2 separate regions of the Homo sapiens genome follow, and region 1 is linked to region 2. The links are chromatin loops, found by intact Hi-C in ENCODE. Cell type or tissue: CD4-positive, alpha-beta T cell. All regions are shown on one strand. Each heading gives the region's core, and the rest is flanking DNA. Links, peaks and the distances in the headings are about the cores only.

What was found. A loop is a pair of places that touch in the nucleus more often than their neighbours do. Peaks named below come from ENCODE experiments on the same cell type or tissue, not always from the same donor. Only the 100,000 strongest peaks of a DNase experiment are listed, where the experiment ranks them.
Region 1: a loop joins it to region 2, with 5 times the contacts of the local background. A loop is called at or near these places in 44 of 110 quality-filtered maps.

The regions. Positions count from the first base shown.
Region 1 is chr13:20,707,873-20,715,872 of GRCh38, forward strand. The region is part of intron 1 of IL17D (interleukin 17D); the gene reads left to right. Among named protein-coding and RNA genes, the nearest start is that of IL17D, 8.2 kb to the left of the region's middle. In CD4-positive, alpha-beta T cell, for the core only: CTCF peaks have their summits at 4,910 (motif pointing right) and 5,109; a DNase peak (open chromatin) is centred at 4,929.
Region 2 is chr13:20,770,605-20,781,318 of GRCh38, forward strand. EEF1AKMT1 (EEF1A lysine methyltransferase 1) reads right to left here and starts at 3,357. Exons shown (of 5, transcript NM_001318939.2): 1 at 3,317-3,357. It overlaps XPO4 (exportin 4), which reads right to left. Exons shown (of 23, transcript NM_022459.5): 23 at 6,725-10,714. RefSeq lists an enhancer at 2,712-2,931. In CD4-positive, alpha-beta T cell, for the core only: no CTCF peak of the experiment used is centred there; DNase peaks (open chromatin) are centred at 2,697, 3,027 and 3,367; H3K4me3 peaks cover 1,897 bases; H3K27ac peaks cover 2,251 bases.

The DNA of each region.
Region 1 (8,000 bases), core at 1-8,000, 63 kb before region 2:
AGTGCCCACCTGCAGGCTGGGCACAGGGTCAGGTGGTATTTCTTTCTTTCTTTCTTTTGAGACAGGGTTTTGCTCTGTCACCCAGGCTGGAATGCAGTGGCATGATCTTGGCAGACTACAACCTCCATCTCCTGGGTTCAAGCAATTCTCCTGTCTCAGCTTCTGGAGTAGCTGGGATTACAGGTGCATGCCACCACGCCCAGCTAATTTTTGTATTTTTAGTAGAGACAGGGTTTCGCCATGTTGGCCAGGCTGGTCTCGAACTCCTGGCCTCAAGTGATCTGCCTGCCTTGGCTTCCTAAAGTGCTGGGATTACAGGCCCAAGCCACCACGCCCTAAAGGCACAGCAGTCAGAGAGAATGCTGAGAAAGACAGATAGGGAGATGGACTGAACGTCAGGAGTACTGATGGGCACAGCAAGGATCACTTTAGGTGGATAAGTTTTACAATAGGCATTTGGAAGGTGGCTTTCCATACGGATGGAATGGAGACCTGGGTCATTCAGTAAATGGTGTTGGGACAGCCTGGGCCTCACTCCTCTGTGAAAATGAATTCCAGATGAATCAAACATTTAAATGTAAAAAAACCACAAAAGCAGAGAAAAACACAAGCAATTATATTTATAATCTTGGAGTGGAGGAGGCCCTATTTAGCTGCTCACAGTCCCCAAAAGTCACAGAAGACAAGATTGAGAAATGAAGTTACATAATTACACACCATTTCTTCTTGGTAAAGTAAAATAAGAAAAATACAAGGGCAAACTGGGAAAAAATGTTTGCAACCCAAGTCACAAAGAGCTCATTCCTAAAGAGCTCCCACAAATCAGTAAGAAAAGGACCAGTGACGGCCGGGTGCGGTGGCTCACGCCTGTAATCCCAGCACTTTGGGAGGCCGAGGCAGGAGGATCATGAGGTCAGGAGATCGAGACCATCCTGGCTAACATGGTGAAACCCCATCTCTACTAAAAATACAAAAAAAAAAAAAAAAATTAGCCAGGAGTGGTGGTGGGCACCAGGAGGCAGAGCTTGCAGTGAGCTGAGATTGTACCACTGCACTCCAGCCTGGATGACAGAGCGAGACTCTGTCTCAAAAAAAAAAAAAAAAAAGAAAGAAAGAAAAGAAAAGGACCAGTGACATCATGGAAAGATGAGCAAAGATCGGGACTGTTCCCGGGGAAGGAAGGTCAAATGACTCAAACGCTTGACACAGAAAGCAACGCTAGCATCAGGCATCAGTGAAGTGCATGTGGAGACTATACTAAGAAGCCCTTTTTTTTTTTTTTTTTCCTGGCACCCAGCAGGCTACGTTGGCAAGGTTGTGAAGGAAAGGCATTCTCATCCAAGTACAGGGGTATGAATCAGCACAGCTTTTATGGAGGGCGATTTGGTGTTAAATATCAAGATTTTAAATTCACACACCCTTTAACTTAGCATTTCCCCTTCAGACACACTTGCCCACGTGCCAAATGATATGTGTACAAGGATATGTGTTCACTGCTGCAATGGCAAGAGATTGGAAGCTACCTAAACATCCACCAACAGGCACCGAGTTAGATATTATACACTATAAGGAAGAATGAGGCAGCTCTAAAAGTCATAAGTGGATCAATCACTCACCAATACAAAGCGGGGAAAGGGGTATATAGCATGCTGCCATTTCTACGTTAAAAGGGAAAATATGACGTAATATGTACATATGACACATTCTGTGTTCAGCGCCTACACATACACGCACACAGGCATCCTTAGAACGTGGGTTCTGTGTGCGTCTTATGAGGGTCTCTGGAGGCTGGAGTTGGGGAGGAGACCTACTTTTTACTCTTGTATCTGTTAAAGTTTTCTGCCATGTGCACATATTCCTTATTTCAAAGACATGTTAGTTTTTAAGTTGAGAGCAGAAAGGGAATTTCTCCAACCACGAGAAAAAAGCAGATACTGAGGAAATGAAGCTTCAGCACAAACAACAGCCTGGGACATACCAAGGGCATTGGTTGAAGGGCACCGTTTGCTCTTAAAGGCTCTGGGGCTTCCTGAAGAGGCACTGCAGACATCTGGATGGATTTTCAGAGTTCCTGCGACTCCATGGCTGGTTTGTGCTCCTGGTGAGGAGCCCAGACCTGGAAAGATGAAGGTATTGGCCCCAGGTGACAGACAGGAAATAGTAGAGCCAGGAGTCATCCTGGACCTCTCTGGTTCCGTCTAGCCCAAGTCCCACCCAGTGTGCTGTTAGAAAACAACATTCAGCTTCCAGAATACAAAAATATTTTTTCACTTACTTTGTGGCATAATGTTTGTTTCTCTTTAGCTTTAAAAACAAAAATGCCAAAAATAAAGTCAATTGGGTTGCTCAGCAAGTTTTTAAAAGTCAGATTGATATATTAAGAAATATGTTGTAAGAACACTGAGGTTTATTGAAGTTTAAGATATACGTCATTCATTTATGATGAAACCCCAAAGACAGGCTGGGCGCAGTGGCTCACACCTGTAATCCCAGCGCTTTGGGAGGCCGAGGTGGGTGGATCACCTGAGGTCAGGAGTTCAAGACCAGCCTGAGCAACATGGAGAAACCCCATCTCTACTAAAAAAAAAAAAAAAAAAAAATACGAAATTAGCCGGGCATGGTGGCACATGCCTGTAATCCCAGCTACTTGGGAGGCTGAGGCAGGAGAATCACTTGAACCTGGGAGGCGGAGGTTGCGGTGAGCTGAGATCGCGCCACTGCACTCCAGCCTGGGCAACAAAAGCAAAACTCTGTCTAAAAAAAAAAAAAAAAAAAAAAAAGAAACCCCAAAGATAAACACCTACCAGTACAGTACTCTGAATATTTTTTAACAGCTTATGTTTTCCAATTTTTGGTAGTCGTCTAAAGATAACTTTTCTCTAGGTTATGAATAATGTGCAATAATTTATTTTTAGGCCTTGTTACTTTCTTCTTTAACTCCTTTCCTCTGGACAATTTAAGAAACTACACCTAATTTATTTTACAGTAAACAACTCTATGGATAGCTGTAGTCGGGAGGTAAACAAAGAAAAGGACAAGGAGTGTCCTAGGCTATTTTCTGCTGCCATCACAGATACCACAGAGCGGGTAATTTATAAAGAGTACAAGTTGGCCAGGCGTGGTGGCTCACGCCTGTAATCCCAGCACTTTGGGAGGCTGAGGTGGGTGGATCATTTGAGGTCAGGAATTCAAGACCAGCCTGACCAACACGGAGAAACCCCAGCTCTACTACAAATACAAAATTAGCTGAGCGTGGTGGCACACACCTGTAATCCCAGCTACTCGGGAGGCTGAGGCAGGAGAATCACTTGAACTGGGGAGGTGGAGGTTGCAGTGAGCTGAGATCATGCCATTGCACTCCAGTCTGAGCAACAAGAGTGAAACTCTGTCTCAAAAAAAGAAAAAAAAAAGTACAAGTTGATTTGGCTCATGGCTCTGGAGGCTGGAAAGCCCAAGGGTCTGGTGCTGGCATCTGGTGAGAGTCGTCCCACGCTGGAAGGTGGAAGCAAGTGACAGAGAGGGAAGGGCGGAACTCATCCTTTTACCAGGAACCCCTCCAAGGATGGCAGAGCCCTCCTGACCCAGTCACCTCTTCAAGGCCCCGCCTCCCACACTGTTACCATGGCAACTGAGTTTTTAACACATGAGCTGTTGGAGGGACACAGACCATAGCAGAGAGTAAAGGAGAGTAGGGAGAACAGGGGACAGGAGGTCAAGTAACTTTCAAATAGACACCCTAGGTCACCAACGGCATTCGAAGAGGCCATGAGACCCTCCCCAGCAGCCCAGTGCAGGTACGGTTCAGGTACCCCGGCTGAAGGAAGCCGGTATTTTCCTGTGGAGAACCCAAGTACCAGAATTTCAGCAGATGACATTGGGGAAGAGGGGAAATCACAAGAAAATAAATTCCCTTCAGGGATTTCATTTGAAAAGCGCCACCTTGGGATACAGATGTGGGATACAGACTGGAAGTCACCTGAATGACCGCCTATAGGCAGCTAGTCAGATAAAATGCTATACAGCTGTGAAGACTGGCGGCTCTCAGTGTACCTAAGGATATCCCCTACTTACTAAATGTGCCCAAGTTCAGCTTCCAGTTACCTGTGGGCAGTTCAGCAATGGCCCATTCACTGCGACCTGTTTCCCATGTGGGCTGTCCATTAATTATTCCACTTGACCGATATTGAAACCCAGGGTCACATTCATTCATCAAATATTGTCTAGGGGCTGGTGGGCAGGCCCCCTGGAATACAGCCAGGAACCACAGACCCTGACACTCCTCCTGCAGTCACAAGGTACTGTTCGCATCACTTTCTCTCCATCAAATCTTTTTTAAAAAATTTATCTAAGGGGTTATAACATTAGAGAAAGATTAGGAGTATAATGTTAGAGAAAGTTATCCTCACTACAGCTATCCTTCTTGTTAAGACACCAGGCCGGGTGCAGTGGCTCATGCCTGTAATCCCAGCACTTTGGGAGGCCAAGGCGGGTGGATCATATGAGGTCAGGAGTTCAAGACCAGCCTGACCAACATGGTGAAACCCCCATCTCTACTAAAAATACAAAATTAGCCGGGTGTGGTGGCGCACACCTGTAATCCCAGCTACTCAGGAGGCTAAGGCCAAGAGAATCGCTTGAACCCGGAAGGCGGAGGTTGCGGTGAGCCGAGATCGCGCCGTTGCACTCCAGCCTGGGTGACAGAGCAAAACTACGTCTCAAAAACAAACTCCCATTTATCCTCTACCCCTTTAACAAATGCATGTCTCTCTTTTATGCACTTTCAAATGTGTGTGCCGACGCTAAAAAAAAAAAAAAACCCCACCCTGCAGGCTGAGACCCCTGTGGTACGCGCGTCCCCACTGTCTTGAGCACCGGCTGGCGAAGGTGTCTGCAGCGGCGTCTCTGGCCGACAGGGGGCAGCACGGCGCCAGCGTCCTCGCCCAGCGCACTGGCTGCCCGGGCCGGCCCACCGCGTGGTCTGTGGAATTTGGGGATGGGAGGTGCTTTTCTTTCTTCTCTTTCTTTCTCTTTTTTCTTTTTTCCTTTCTTTTCTTTCCTTCCTTCCTCCCTCCCTTCTTTCCTTCCTCTCTCCCTCCCTCCCTTCTTTCCTTCCTTCCTTCCTCCCTCCCTCCCTCTTTCTTTTTTATAACGTTTTTCCTTGGGTCCCTGCTTCCAAACTGTGGGTTATTTTCTAATGTCTTAAAGCAAACTAAGCCACGCCTTCACGGAGTCTCTGCACATAGTACATGAGCACAGGTGCAGTGTCCTTTCGCCGCCATCCTCTAATGACAACGCTTTGTTGAGAAAACGAGGGCGTTAGAGAAAGGAAGAGTGAAGGACAGAGGGCTCTGCTGCCTGGCTGGGAAGGTCTCAGTCACAGCCTGTGAGACGGCCGGCGGGACATTGTTCATCCTCATTCATTCTTGGAGAAAAAGAGAAACTCATTGTTTAAAGCAGCTTATTTAAGAAATGTTGGTATTTTCCCCCTAAAATGTTTGTATGCTTAAATGACCTTGAACTGGCCAAGGTACAGCACAGACCCCGCTACTCCCCCCTTGCCCCAGCTTCTTAAAATACAGCAGGCTCTACTGCACCTATCACTGTTTCACAGGGTAAAAATAAAAGCATTGTCAGGAGCATTGTTATGGGATTAAAGTCTCTCGTTCTGAAAATAGGTATGTTCGTTTTGCTTTGATAGTTATTTTCCCCTTACTGCCTGGGTTTTACTTTAGCATTCTTAGAGTAACCAGGGATGATGATAATATTTCATTCCATCAGCGCCTCTTGCAATGCTCCTCACCTGAATAAAATGCATGTGCCCTAATGCCAACAGAATGATTTGGGCAAATTCAGGAAGTTCCCCACATGCCATGAAGTGAAATTCCTCATGGTGTCTGTCTTCCAGAAGTGACACATGAAAAACTGGCAATGAGCACACTGCTCACTAAATAAGAGGCCAAAGAGAAAAGAATCTACCGGAAACTCTTCCGGAATTAAAGAGTCCAGGCTCATGTTGTGATAGTGATTATTCCTCATAACCAGTGTTGTGGCGACAACTGACTCACTGGCGGTCGGGTGGACTCCCCCCTTGGTGCGCACAGGCGCCTGCCCCAAGGACAGACACTTCAAAGATGGCTCTGAACCCAGATTCTGCAGCTTCCCCCGGGCGGAGAGTTAAGCCACCCCGTGGGCATGAGTCGTGTTTTTCCTTTGAAGAGATGTTTCCCAGCTGCAATGAATGTGTGGCATTTGCCATGACAAAATAAAACCCTTCAAGAAATGTGGGTTCTCATTCTCATTTCTTTTTCTCCCTTTCCCTCTGTAAAACTTTTTTTTCTGAATTATCTTCCAAATTCTTTTCCAAAACATTAGTCTTTCTCTCCTCTTCCCCTACCTCCCAGATGAACGAATTTCCCCAGAATAAATGGATTTCCTTGTTGTAGCCTCACTGTTTACCAAGTGCCTGGCTGGCTGCTAAATAGCCACAAACCGCACACCGCATCTGTTATTACCGTGAGGCTTAGGCAGCTTGGCTGTGGGGGGCAGTGCGGGCGGCTGGGCTAACCCAGGAGAGCTGGAAGACTTTGGACAAGTCCGCTACTCTGTTGGTGCCTCAGTTTCCTCACGAGTGAGAGGAGAGGGTGGGCAGGCTAAGCCTTCTTTTTCCTAATAGCCCTGAGCCAGCTCAGTTGGCAGAGGAGCCGGGTTCATTCTGGAGCCCTGACCTTGATGTTAAGTTCAGGATTGCACCAAAGTCAACCTCAGTACCCAGACAGGGCAGGACTGACCGCTAGTTCTCCTTGGCCTGGGGAAGCCAGTGGGGATCCGTGCCCTGGGCAGACCTCATTGCTATCCCAGGCTGATTTTTCCATGTCCTGTTTCATGAGAAATGCACGACTGATGTTTTCTTGTGGGGGCCAGAAAAGCATTTTTCAGAGCTTCTTGGCAGCACATATTGAAGATCTTTGGCTCCCTGGGGCCTTAGCTCATGGAAGGAGGGTGGAGCTGATGGGTCTGCTGGCCATGGCTTGGCAACAGGGAAGCTGTTTGTGGTCTCCAGTTACTCCCTGGCCAGCCACCAGAGCCCTACTATACCCGGCCCTGGCCCCACAGCCGTCCTGGCTGCACATAGTGCTTCCAATGTGGTGGTCCTGCCCCTTCCTTCCCCTGTGGTCTCAAAACCATTCCCCCTCCCAGCTGCTGGGCTTGCTCCAAAGGGAAAGTGAGAGATCGGAAGGCTAACACAAACCTGTCTTCGTGACTCATTACTTCTCTTAAACATAGAGACCAACTGGTCTATACCAGGGCTGTCTATTAGAATTATCTGGGGAGGTTTTAAAAAAGACCAGCCCCCCGCTCCACTCTAGAGCAATTGAATCAGAATCTCTGGGGGTGGGGGGGACACTGATTACTATTTTTTATAAGCTCATTTGTGTGCCTCCAGGGAAGCCATCCCATTGGCAACACTGATTGCTTACTGGGTTAATAATGACCTTATGTACTCATTAGAGGAAATGTAGAAGTCCTGGGCCGGTATGGTCATGAAATTCACACCCACTTGGGAAATGCAATCATCCAGTTGTTTGCCATCAGCTGCAAATCGATAGATAGATCCGAGCTTAGCCAATGGCTAGCTAGCCTTTAGGGATAGCGCTTACGTTGTTGACTGTGCAGCCAGAAATGGGTTTCTGCTGATTCATTTGAATCAGTGACTCCCCAGCTTAAATGAGTGAAACAGATCACTTGGACAGCTTGTTAGTGTGGAGAGCTTCCGACTCCTTGGATGTAGTGTTAAGTCTGAGAATTTGCATTAAAAATTTTTTTTAACTTAAAAGTTTTATTTTGAAATATAGATATATCTATACATCTTTTTTTGTTTTTATTTTTTTGAGACAGAGTTACACTCTGTCACCCAGACTGGAGTGCAGTGGCGTGATCATGGCTCACTGCAGCCTCGACCTCCCAGGCTCAAGGGATCCTCCCATCTCAGCCTAAGGAAC
Region 2 (10,714 bases), core at 1-8,000:
ATGGCAAAATGATCTGCAAACAACTAAAAGGTTTCAATTTGGTATTTCAGAACTGTGAGTTCTTTTCATTCAGGAGAAAAATCAGGCAACTAGTAAAAGCCAATATTGCCTGGCAAAATCGAAGAGTACAAGTTCCTTAAAAAAGGCTGCACCACAATACTGCCTAGAACTGAAAGAAAAATAAAAGTGTGTTTGTGTGTGTATATGAGTGTGTCCATATACATATGCAGACACATACATACACACATATGCATATATATTTATCCTTGACATATAAATTTTTTTTTTTTTTTGAGACAGGGTTTCACTCTGCTGCCCAGGCTGGAGTGCAGTGGTGCGATTGTGGCTCCCTGCAGCCTCAAATTCCCCAGCTCAAGCAATTACCCCAGCTCAGCCTCCTGAGTAGCTGGGACTACAGATGCACACTACCATGTCCAGCTAATTTTTGTAGAGACGGGGGTCTCGTCATGTTGCCCAGGCTGGTCCTGAACTCCTCGATTCAAGTGATCTACCCACCTTGTTCTCCCAAAGTGCTAAGATTACAAACATGAGCCATTATGCCCAGCCAATTCCATTTTTATTAGTACTTTCCACAGCTGCGTCACTGAAGAAGGGCTTTTAAATAACAGCCTGTAACTTGTTAATCACTTAGAAATAAAACATGAAAACCAAAAAGGAACCAGTTGACTATAAATGCAAAACAAGGAATTCCAAAGAGCAATTTAATAAAATTGTCGCCTTTCATAGCTGTAAAAGGCAATTAAATTCCAATCTATATAAGAATTTGATCCCAAAATGAAAGTATAAAGAGTACCAAATCCATTCCTTTGATAATCATTTTCTACCCTGTAGAAAGCACTGTTCTTGGTGATGAGTCTCAAAGTCCTTATTCTCTTGGAGCTTACATTCTAGAGAGGAAAAGACAGACTAAAACAATACATATGAAATAAATGTTAGATGACAATAAGATTAATGGAGGAACACATGGAGAGCATAGGGGGCTGCAATTTTAGGAATCGTAGAAGTTTCCTACATTGTTAAAGTGAGTTCAAAAGTGCATCACTTCTTCTAATGAGGAAAACTGAAATCTGTTAGCAAGATAAACATCAAAGATTAAATGAAATGGCCGGGAGTGGTGGCTCACGCCTGTAATCCAAGCACTTTGGGAGATCGAGGCGGGCAGATCACCTTAGGTAAAGAATTCGGGATCAGCCTGGCCAACATGGTGAAACCCTGTCTCTACTAAAAATACAAAAATTACCCAGGTGTGGTGGCAGGCACCTATAGCGCCAGCTACTCAGGAGGCTGAGACAGGAGAATCGCTTGAACCCAGGAGATGGAGGTTGCAGTCAGCTGAGATCTCGCCATTGCACTCCAGCCTGAATGACAGGAGTGAGACTACATTTCAAAAAAAAAAAATTAAATTAAATGAACCTATTTTTAACTATTTTTTAAATCACTATTTTATCATATCTTTATTGTTTTTAAAATTTCTAAGGGGGTTTATGAGATTTTTCAAATCCAAAAGAGCTGGGAAGTACTGTGTTATATTATTATTATTTTTAAATTTTTTCTGGCTACTCTGGGCACACTGTCTATGGCTGGCCCTGCCCCACAAGTGGCAGTAAAAAAAATTTTTTTCTTTAGATTTTAAAACTTGTACCTATGGATTATATTGAAATTATATTATTATTAAGCTGACCTTGGACCTTATGTGGCTCAGACTCTAAATCAGCAGTTCTCACAGAATGAGGAGCCCTTTTGTCGCTAAGGGGAACATCTGGCAATGCCTAGAGACATTTTTGGTTGCCGTAAATGGGAAGGAGGGTGCTACTGGCATCAGGTGGGTAGAGGCTGCTGAACTTAAAATTCACAGGACAGCCCTCCACATTAAAGAAGTATCCCGCCCTACAAGCTGCAGTTGAGAAATTCTAGGTTAGGCAGACACATGGCGAACACCAACGGTAAGGTGGAGGCCCTCTATAGAGAAGCACCATTCACGCCATGGGATCAGAGTGGAGGGCCTGAGTGGGGAGAGGAGTGAAAGAGCAGGTGGAGCTTCAACTCGGCCTCAGGAAAAGGTAAGGATGAAGAGTGAAGACTTCAGAAAGATGGAACAGCATGAGCAAAGGGGCGGACACGTTAGCTTGCAGCATAAGCAGGGATTAGCTGGCTTCTCAGGGGCTGTGGTTAGTCTCTTTTTGGATAAAATTACTCAATTTCCATGTTATCAAATTTACTTAGGGCAAAACCACCATACTGTAATTTCAACATTCATTCTTGTGTGAAATTAGGTTAAGATAGTGTGATTCAGAGCAAAGAGCATTAACCTAGGAGCCATCCCAGACTCCAGTAAACCGCAGGAGAGCAAGGCTCCCTCTATGAATGGGTAAGGCCTAGATATTCTCCAAATACTTTTTATAAATTGCTGGATGATTCTCCCCTTAATCCAATTTACGTCCAGAAAAGGGCCAAAGGTTTTCATTCTGTTTTCATCTTTGAGTCCCCCTGCCTCAAACAGTTCCTTCCTTCTTGCTTTCCAGAATTCTATTTATCCTGTTTTTAAATTAACTTTAAAAAGGAGGTAATGCTTACAATGAAATGCAGGTCGTACGTGTGCAGTGCGACGTTGTGATGTACGCCCCATGTAACCACAACCCCTATAAGGAAGGCCTTCCTGTCTGACATGTGGCTCCCTCCCGGTAGGGACCCGCTATCGTCCCAGCACTTCTTCTGCACCTCCGAAGCTACTGCCCGTTTCGCAGTAAAGCCGCCCGCGTCCTAGTCTACTCCACCTCGCAGCACCCGCATCCTGCAAGGGACCTGCCTCAGAAGCCCCAGCGACAGGCGCCGCGGGTGCCCGCCCTCCAGGAGCGGACAGTCAGGCCTGGGCATTTCGCAAACTCCATCAGCGAACTTCTGAGGGCAAAGATGAAAAGGACAGCAGGCCGAGTCCTGTTTCTACTCGGAGGGAAGGGAGGCCTCCACGCGCTGCCGTAGCCTGGGGGTTAATTTCCCCGTCAGCACCAAGGCTGCCTAAGGCCCGGGCGCCAACGTGCGCGGCACAGGACGCGGCGCCTTCCGGCGACCGGGACGCGAGGCCCAACAGCGCCTAACACAGCAACCAGGATCCACTCTCAGGCCGGCGCCAGCTCCTTCCCTCAGGAATCCGCCAGCCACTGCTAATTAAACTCTTCCACCACTACCACCCTGGAAAAAAGGTGAGAAACAAACACACAAAAGGCACCTAACCCAGTCCAAAACGCCTCGGCGGCGCGCAGCCAACCCTACAGCTGCGCCCGAACCCGCCACTCACCAGCCGCGCGTGCGCAGTCGCCCAGACTCGCCGTGTGCAGTGGGAGTGGCTAGCCAGTCTCGCTAGCGCAGGCGCAGGCCCTCCCGCCCAGGCCCTTGCGCAAGGCAGGCCATCTCCCCGCAGCGTCTCAATCCCGCGTTTACAACACTGAGGGCCGTCTCCAGCCTGGAGTCGTTCCTTCGCTTGTCTCATCAGCCGCCCCCAAGAATGGTAGCAAAAAAACAACAACAACAAAAAAAATGAAGGCCCTGGCAGGGCGCGGTGGCTCACGCCTGTAATCCCAACACTTTGGGAGGCCGAGGCGGGCGGATCACCTGAGGTCAGGAGTTCGAGACCAGCCTTACCAACATGGTGAAACCTCGTCTCTACTAAAAAATACAAAAATTAGCTGGCCGTGGTCGCGTGCGCCTGTAATCCCAGCTACCCAGGAGGCTGAGGCAGGAGACTCGCTGGAACCCGGGAGGCAGAGGCTACAATGAGCCGAGATCGCACCACAGCTACTCCAGCCTGGGCGACAGAGCAAGGCAACATCTAAAAAAAAAAAAATTAAGATCCTAATTAAAGTTAAACCCACTATTTTGCACTGAGTCACGTAGATTTTCAAAGTCAAGGCTTCATTGGTCGATTGTCTGCTCAGTCTTTTTAAATCAAATCGTTGACTTTAAATGTTGACATCAAATTGAGGCTTTGGTAAAATTGACAGGATTGGCGGTAGCGGGGGGGAACCTTTAAAACTTGTTAGTCTTTCAGAGTCTTCAGTTTTGAATGAGTTGGTCAATATATGTATTTAGACATCAAGCGCCGTAAGTATGTATGATTTTTGTCAACAACACCTTAATTATCTTGCACATACAGGCACTGATTATTGAAAGGTTCCCTTACGTTTTAGCAGCTACCAAATTATAAGTGATACAAAGTATTTGTTTCCAATTCCCCAAGAAATCAATCTGTATTATGCTTCTACCCTCTCTTTCCTCCATTTTCTTTACCAATTTCATGATCTTGCTAAATTTTATATATTCTGCTGAGCAATGTGAAAATCCTTTCTGGTATAAGGTAAGGATATAAACTGTTCAGCTGGCAAATGATGCTATTCAGTAAGTAGTTAATGAAACAGGTTTATAACATTGGGTGTACTATAATTTCTATTTTAAGAACTGTTTCCAGTTTATAATAACCCATGCTACATTTTGACTTTGTTTTGAATTGATGACAAGTCTATTAACCAAATATTTCAAGATCAGGTGTATTCTGGAAAAGGAACAGGAAGAAAATATATTTAAAAAACTAAAAGAAATTTAACACAAACTGAGAAACAATAACCAACTTTTATGAGTGCATTTTTTATGGAGGTGGTGTTCAGTAAATAAGACTGCCCTAGCTTATAACTACTTTAACAGAAGTTTACATTCAGTCAAATTGAGTCTGAAACAGTAGATCATTTTCTTTCAAAGCTGACATTGCTTTAATAGCATGTAAGACATGTTATCTTCATGTATTTTACTATATACTATTTTTACTATGAAAGTGACCACAGATGTCAGAGTTTTTTGTACCTTCACTAGACCTGATTGCTCAGACAGCATGAGAGTAATACAGTAAGATTCATATTTTCCTGGTGAAACCTATGCACTGTAATTTAATGGTTTTTGCAAATCATAAACATGTAAAATATCAAAGGAGTACTTATTCTCATTAAAGGGGAAATTACTTGTCCAGTTAAATTGGATATGAAGGATGTCTTCAATTCAGGAATTATTCCTTTTGTGTATTCACCAGTGATTTTTGTTCGTCTTGCTTCTCTTCAGAAATGGTGTAAAAAAGAAAGTAAACCAGACTTGGGACCAGGTGCAGGGCTCACGCCAGTACTTTGGGAGGCCAAGGTGGGCAGATCACCTGAGGTCAGGAGTTTGAGACCAGCCTGGTCAACATGGCGGAACTCCATCTCTACTAAAAATACAAAAATTAGCCCGGTGTGGTGGCACACGCCTGTATTCCCAGCTACCTGGGAGGCTGAGGCAGGAGAATCGCTTACACCCGGGAGGTGGAGGTTGCAGTGAGTCAAGATCACGCCATTGCACTCCAGCCTGGGTGACAGAGGGAGCCTCTGTCTCAAAAAAACAAAACAAAACAAACCACACTAGACTCAGTTTTTCTTAAAACAACAACAAATTACCTGTAAGTACAAAAACAGATTCAGGTGTTTGTTTTTCTTCCATTGAGTGCTTTATCACAGAGTTATTCGAATTATCCTAAGCATGTTGCAAAGGACATTCCTTAGATTTCTAGTCCTGTAAGGTACTTTGAGAAAAGACTGTATAAAGTAAAATGAGGAAAATCTGATTAAACTCTTCTTCTGAGTTTCACCATAGGCATTAATGTATTAAAGCCTTCAACTTAATGCACTAAAGAAACCTGTTTTATTTATCAAAACTATTTAACAACAATTATTTTAAAAAATTACTAATTAAACTCACTTTGGGAATCACCGTTAGGATTTTTTTTTTTTTTTTTTTTTGAGACGGAGTCTCGCTCTGTCGCCCAGGCTGGAGTGCAGTGGCGCGATCTCGGCTCACTGCAAGCTCCGCCTCCCGGGTTCACGCCATTTTCCTGCCTCAGCCTCCCGAGTAGCTGGGACCACAGCTGCCCGCCACCACGCCCAGCTTTTTGTTTTTTTTTTTTGTATTTTTAGTAGAGACAGGGTTTCACCGTGTTAGCTAGGGTGGTCTCGATCTCCTGACCTCGTGATCCGCCCGCCTCAGCCTCCCAAAGTGCTGGGATTACAGGCGTCAGCCACCGCGCGCCCGGCCAGGATTTTTTCATTGTTGTAGAAATAATAGGTGCCTATTCAGCAGAAAATAAAATCCTTGTTGCTGTGGTTTGAATAGCTCCCTTGCAAAATTCAATTGTTGCCAATGTGCCAGTATGAAGAGGTGGGGCCTTTAAGAGGTGATTAGGCCAAGAGAGTTCCTCCCTAATGAATAAAATTAGGTCCCATTACAAAGGGGCTTGAAGGAGGGAGTTGATTCTCTCTCGCCACCATCTGGTGATGGCTTGCTTGCCTCTTCCACATGATGGAAGTCAAAGGGCAGCCTCCAGAAATGAAAGAAGTAAGTTTCTGTTCTTCAGTCTCAGGTATTCTAATAGCACAGAGTAAGATAGTTGAATTAAATAGAACAGACTAAGATAGTTAACATAAATAGATCCATTTTCTCATTTTTTAAAAAAAAGTACAGTAAATAATATGGTGAAGTCTACCCCAATATCCCTAGGGTGGTTGTGGTTAGGGCTATAACGTAGTATCAATATGAAGATATTACAGCATGTATTTAAAAGCAATTGACTATTAGGTATCAGACTTAGTGTTATGATACATTTGTCTAATGAAATGAAATCTGTTTTCAGAAATAATCTTTAAATACAATGGAATTTATTGAGCATCTACTATTATATTTCATCCATCACTTTTAAATTTTTTCTTTGGGAGGAACACTTATAAACTCATGATATGGATAACAGACCTGTGGAAATTAATGTAAGCCCTAAGCAGCTTAGTTAGACATTGAATCTAGGTCTGCCTCTACCCTGCAGTCTACCAGTTCAAGTAGCTTTACCAGGTCAGTCCTTAGAAATAACCATAACATCCAGGGCAGTGCAGTTATAAACAGGTGTACAAATAAGAAGTTCTACTACTCAATACATCTTGGGCTTTCTTAAAGGTGTATTTGAAGCCTAAGATTAGGCAGAAATGAACATTATCAAAACAAGAACAAAACTGCTCACTACTGTGGGAATAAAAATGTTTAGCAGATCCTATTTGCTTTTGTTCATTCATCATCTCTGGGAAACATCAATGACTTACCTCAGTTCACTCTCATGCTATATATTAAAAATAATTTACAGGGACACTCAGTAGGAGGTTGAATTATACGCCAGACTGAGACAGGATGCTGCTGGGGGTGCTGTATGGAATTTCCCAGCAAAAGATTCTTTCATTAGTTTCACCAAATATACCATTTCCACTTAGTTTTAAAAGAAAGTCAAACTGAACTGCCATTTGAGATTACATAGAATGCACAAGACTCAATCTGAGACCCTATGTTTAAAAAAACAAAACTGTTTTATAATCTAATCAGCCTGTCAAAGGCATCACTCATAAGCAACCGAATTGTATTTTTGGAGAGCACCATTAAAGATGTCTTTTAAAAAACAGTTATAGATGTGTATTTATTTGGGACCTTTGAAATCATCTGTGGGTCTCAAATGACAGATGATTAGCCTGTGTGTATGGCCCCACACTTGGTAATGAAAGAAACAAAAATTCAAAATACACTCTAATTGGTTTTCTTAAACAACTTTTCTTTATCCACCTTTGGAGTGGAATAAATCTCAATATAAGCTAAATAACAACATTACAAATCAAAGAATATTCAAAGCAAATTCAGGTTAAAAATGAACATTTTAAAGATGCATTTTCTTTAAAAATTAACTTTTCACTTCATATGTTTACAAGATTTAACACTGGGCAAAGGGTGGATCTATCTAGCACACAGTAATATGGTAATTCACCACTTTCCCTGAAAGGCCAAAAAGAATGACTTGCTAAAAGTATTTACTAAATATGCACCAAAGATAATGACTTAACTAGTAACTGTGAAACTGTTTCTAAGACTGTGGGCTGAGATAAATATTATAAAATATAGACAAAATTTTTATATTTCTAATACTGGATATTCTGTGAGTACCACGGGTTCTCCCAGAAGGTGATGCAAATCTTGATTTTTATCTGTACAGATGTCTTCATTTTTTTAAATTTAAAATTATTTTAGGACCGTGTAATGTCCCCAGTGTCAATCTTCCTATAATGGTAAACAAACTAGCACCATTTCAATGCATTTCATAAAAGAGTCTAGCTAAATACCCATGAACAAATCACACATGGTCAAAACAAAAATGTAATAAAAATATTTAGTGAAAAGACACATTTTAACTCCCATTTATGAATTTTAAAAATACAAATAAAATTTTATCAACCTGATATTCAGCCTATAACTGGCTCAATACATAGCCTTATTTCCTAAAATCATATTGCAGCATCTTCTGAAAAACTAAATGCAATTTTATACCTTCATTAGTTATGTTAATAGAGGTAAATATTTAAACAGTACACTCATCCCTGGGTCTTTAAATAAAACTGAAAAGTCTTAGTGTAAGTTTAAAATTTTAATATTTATAAATTTAAAAAATTTTACACGTGCTGAGTGGTAGCAGTGCTAACATTTTTGTGACCATTAAACCACAAACTCACTGCATAGAGCTTCTTTCTTTGTACAGATAATCAAATCACAATACCAACATTTGCAATTTGTAATAATTTTATGTGGTAAAAGACACCACACCAGGAAGCCTGGGCTCAGAAAACACTTGAGGTCAGATCCCTAGTAGGTACATAGTGCAGATGCAGTATATAATTTCAGGCTAGGAAAATTAGCTACTAGTATGTATCTGACAGTTCCTAATAGCTAAGAGGCCTAAGAATGCAGACGGGGAGAAAAAAAACCAAAACCAAAAAAAAAGACACCTCTCCAATTGCTGGGAGGGCCTGGGAATAGGTGAAGATCAAACCACAGTGGGAGAGGAGGGTAAAGATGTGAGCTTCAAGCGGGTAATGGGCAAGCCACACCTCCCAGTTCCTAGGAGGGAATCGCCACGGCCGACTTCAGCATTCTCGTCTTTACTAAGACTTACCCATAGAGAACTACAGCAGGAAACCGATTTCTTCATTCATTCTCTTTAAAAAGTATGAATGCCCAGTATTAAGCTTCTATTTTTATTTGAACCAAACATATTCTTTGGTTAACTATGTCATGGGTTCTCACTATAATCAACAAAGCATACTTCATATATTTTATATCTAAATGAAAATATGCTTAAAATTCAACTGGAACCATGGCATTTCACATCAATTTGAGCTCAGCAATATGCCTAATTTGGACATTTTAATTTTAGAAAACCAATTTTTAAAAATTCTTAAATGCAGTGTTTTCAGAACATAGTTACCAAGTCAGAGAATAACCACTTATATTTTAAAAAGATTAAAACATTATTATATCCTCAAATCAACAATGTTTTTTTGTGGGAAAGCTTACAGAAAATTATAATGTTAAACCTCATAGCCAAATCAGTTCCTTATTCTCTGGTTTTAGAAAACACAAACAAACCTTAAGAAGTACCGAGGTTCCTTCTGACTTAAAAGGTTAATGTTTTATTCAGGAACCAATAACAATAATTCCTCATCAAAGACAGCTAACTTAGTAAGGTCAATTGACAACCACCTCTAACAACAGAGGTGGCAAACAGATAAAAATTGTTTAACAGAGAAAAATATTATTTCAGGGTTCAGAATGATGTTGAATACTAGGAGACTCAAACTTGTAATCCTTGAAACTGACAGCTAGTTCCCTTCAATACTTTAGGGGTTCATAGAAGTATTAACAGAAATGGGAAACATGGTGATATTACAACTATAAAGACTTGACATTTTTGTTAAAAGAGAAAGTTCAAAGACAGTTAAGGGGAGTGTTAAATAATGCTGACTGGGGGGAAATGATATAGATACTTGCTTTTCAAATGAAAATCATGGACAAGTGGTAGTAACCATCCCATCTGAACAGAGTAATGTAATATAATTAGATACACAGTTTACAACGAAATAAGACTAAATTCTTAAAATTAGTTTGAAAAAAACCTGCAGTTTGTTTACATTAAAAGTCATACTTTACACCAGACAAAAACTCAATGCAGTGATGTTAACATGCTACTGTCTTCTAACAGAGATGGCCACCCTGAAAGACCCAAATAATGGTGCTGGAAAGGACACTGTCAAATACTGTCAGGTAGTTTTGCTACTGAGGCAGCCACTCATCCAGCACAAGGACTATAAAAGCAAATCAATCCTTTTAACAGAACAAGAACACAGTTACAGGTGCTACCACATTAACAGACTGTGAAAGTACAAAGTCTTTAGTGATTGTGCCTTGGGAAATAAATGGGTCAAGGAAAATAAAATGAGAAACAAACAAAGGATGTATGGAAAACTAGAGGTTAAAGGATACTATATGAACAACAGAAATTTTATAAAACAAAAATCTAAAAATGAAATACTTGACAGTGTCCCTTTGACATATATAAAAGAGGGCACAAATAATGTTTTTGTTTTAAAAAATATTTTAACAACAGTTTTAATAGAAAAAAAATCAACTGACTTGAATTAAGCCAGTGTTCTTGACACCCACTGGGCCAAGAGCATTAAAACAAAACAAGACCGGAGAAGTTAATAAACACAGCTAAAGACAAAATTGGACAAAATAAAACAAAAGAAAACACAAAGTGAATAAG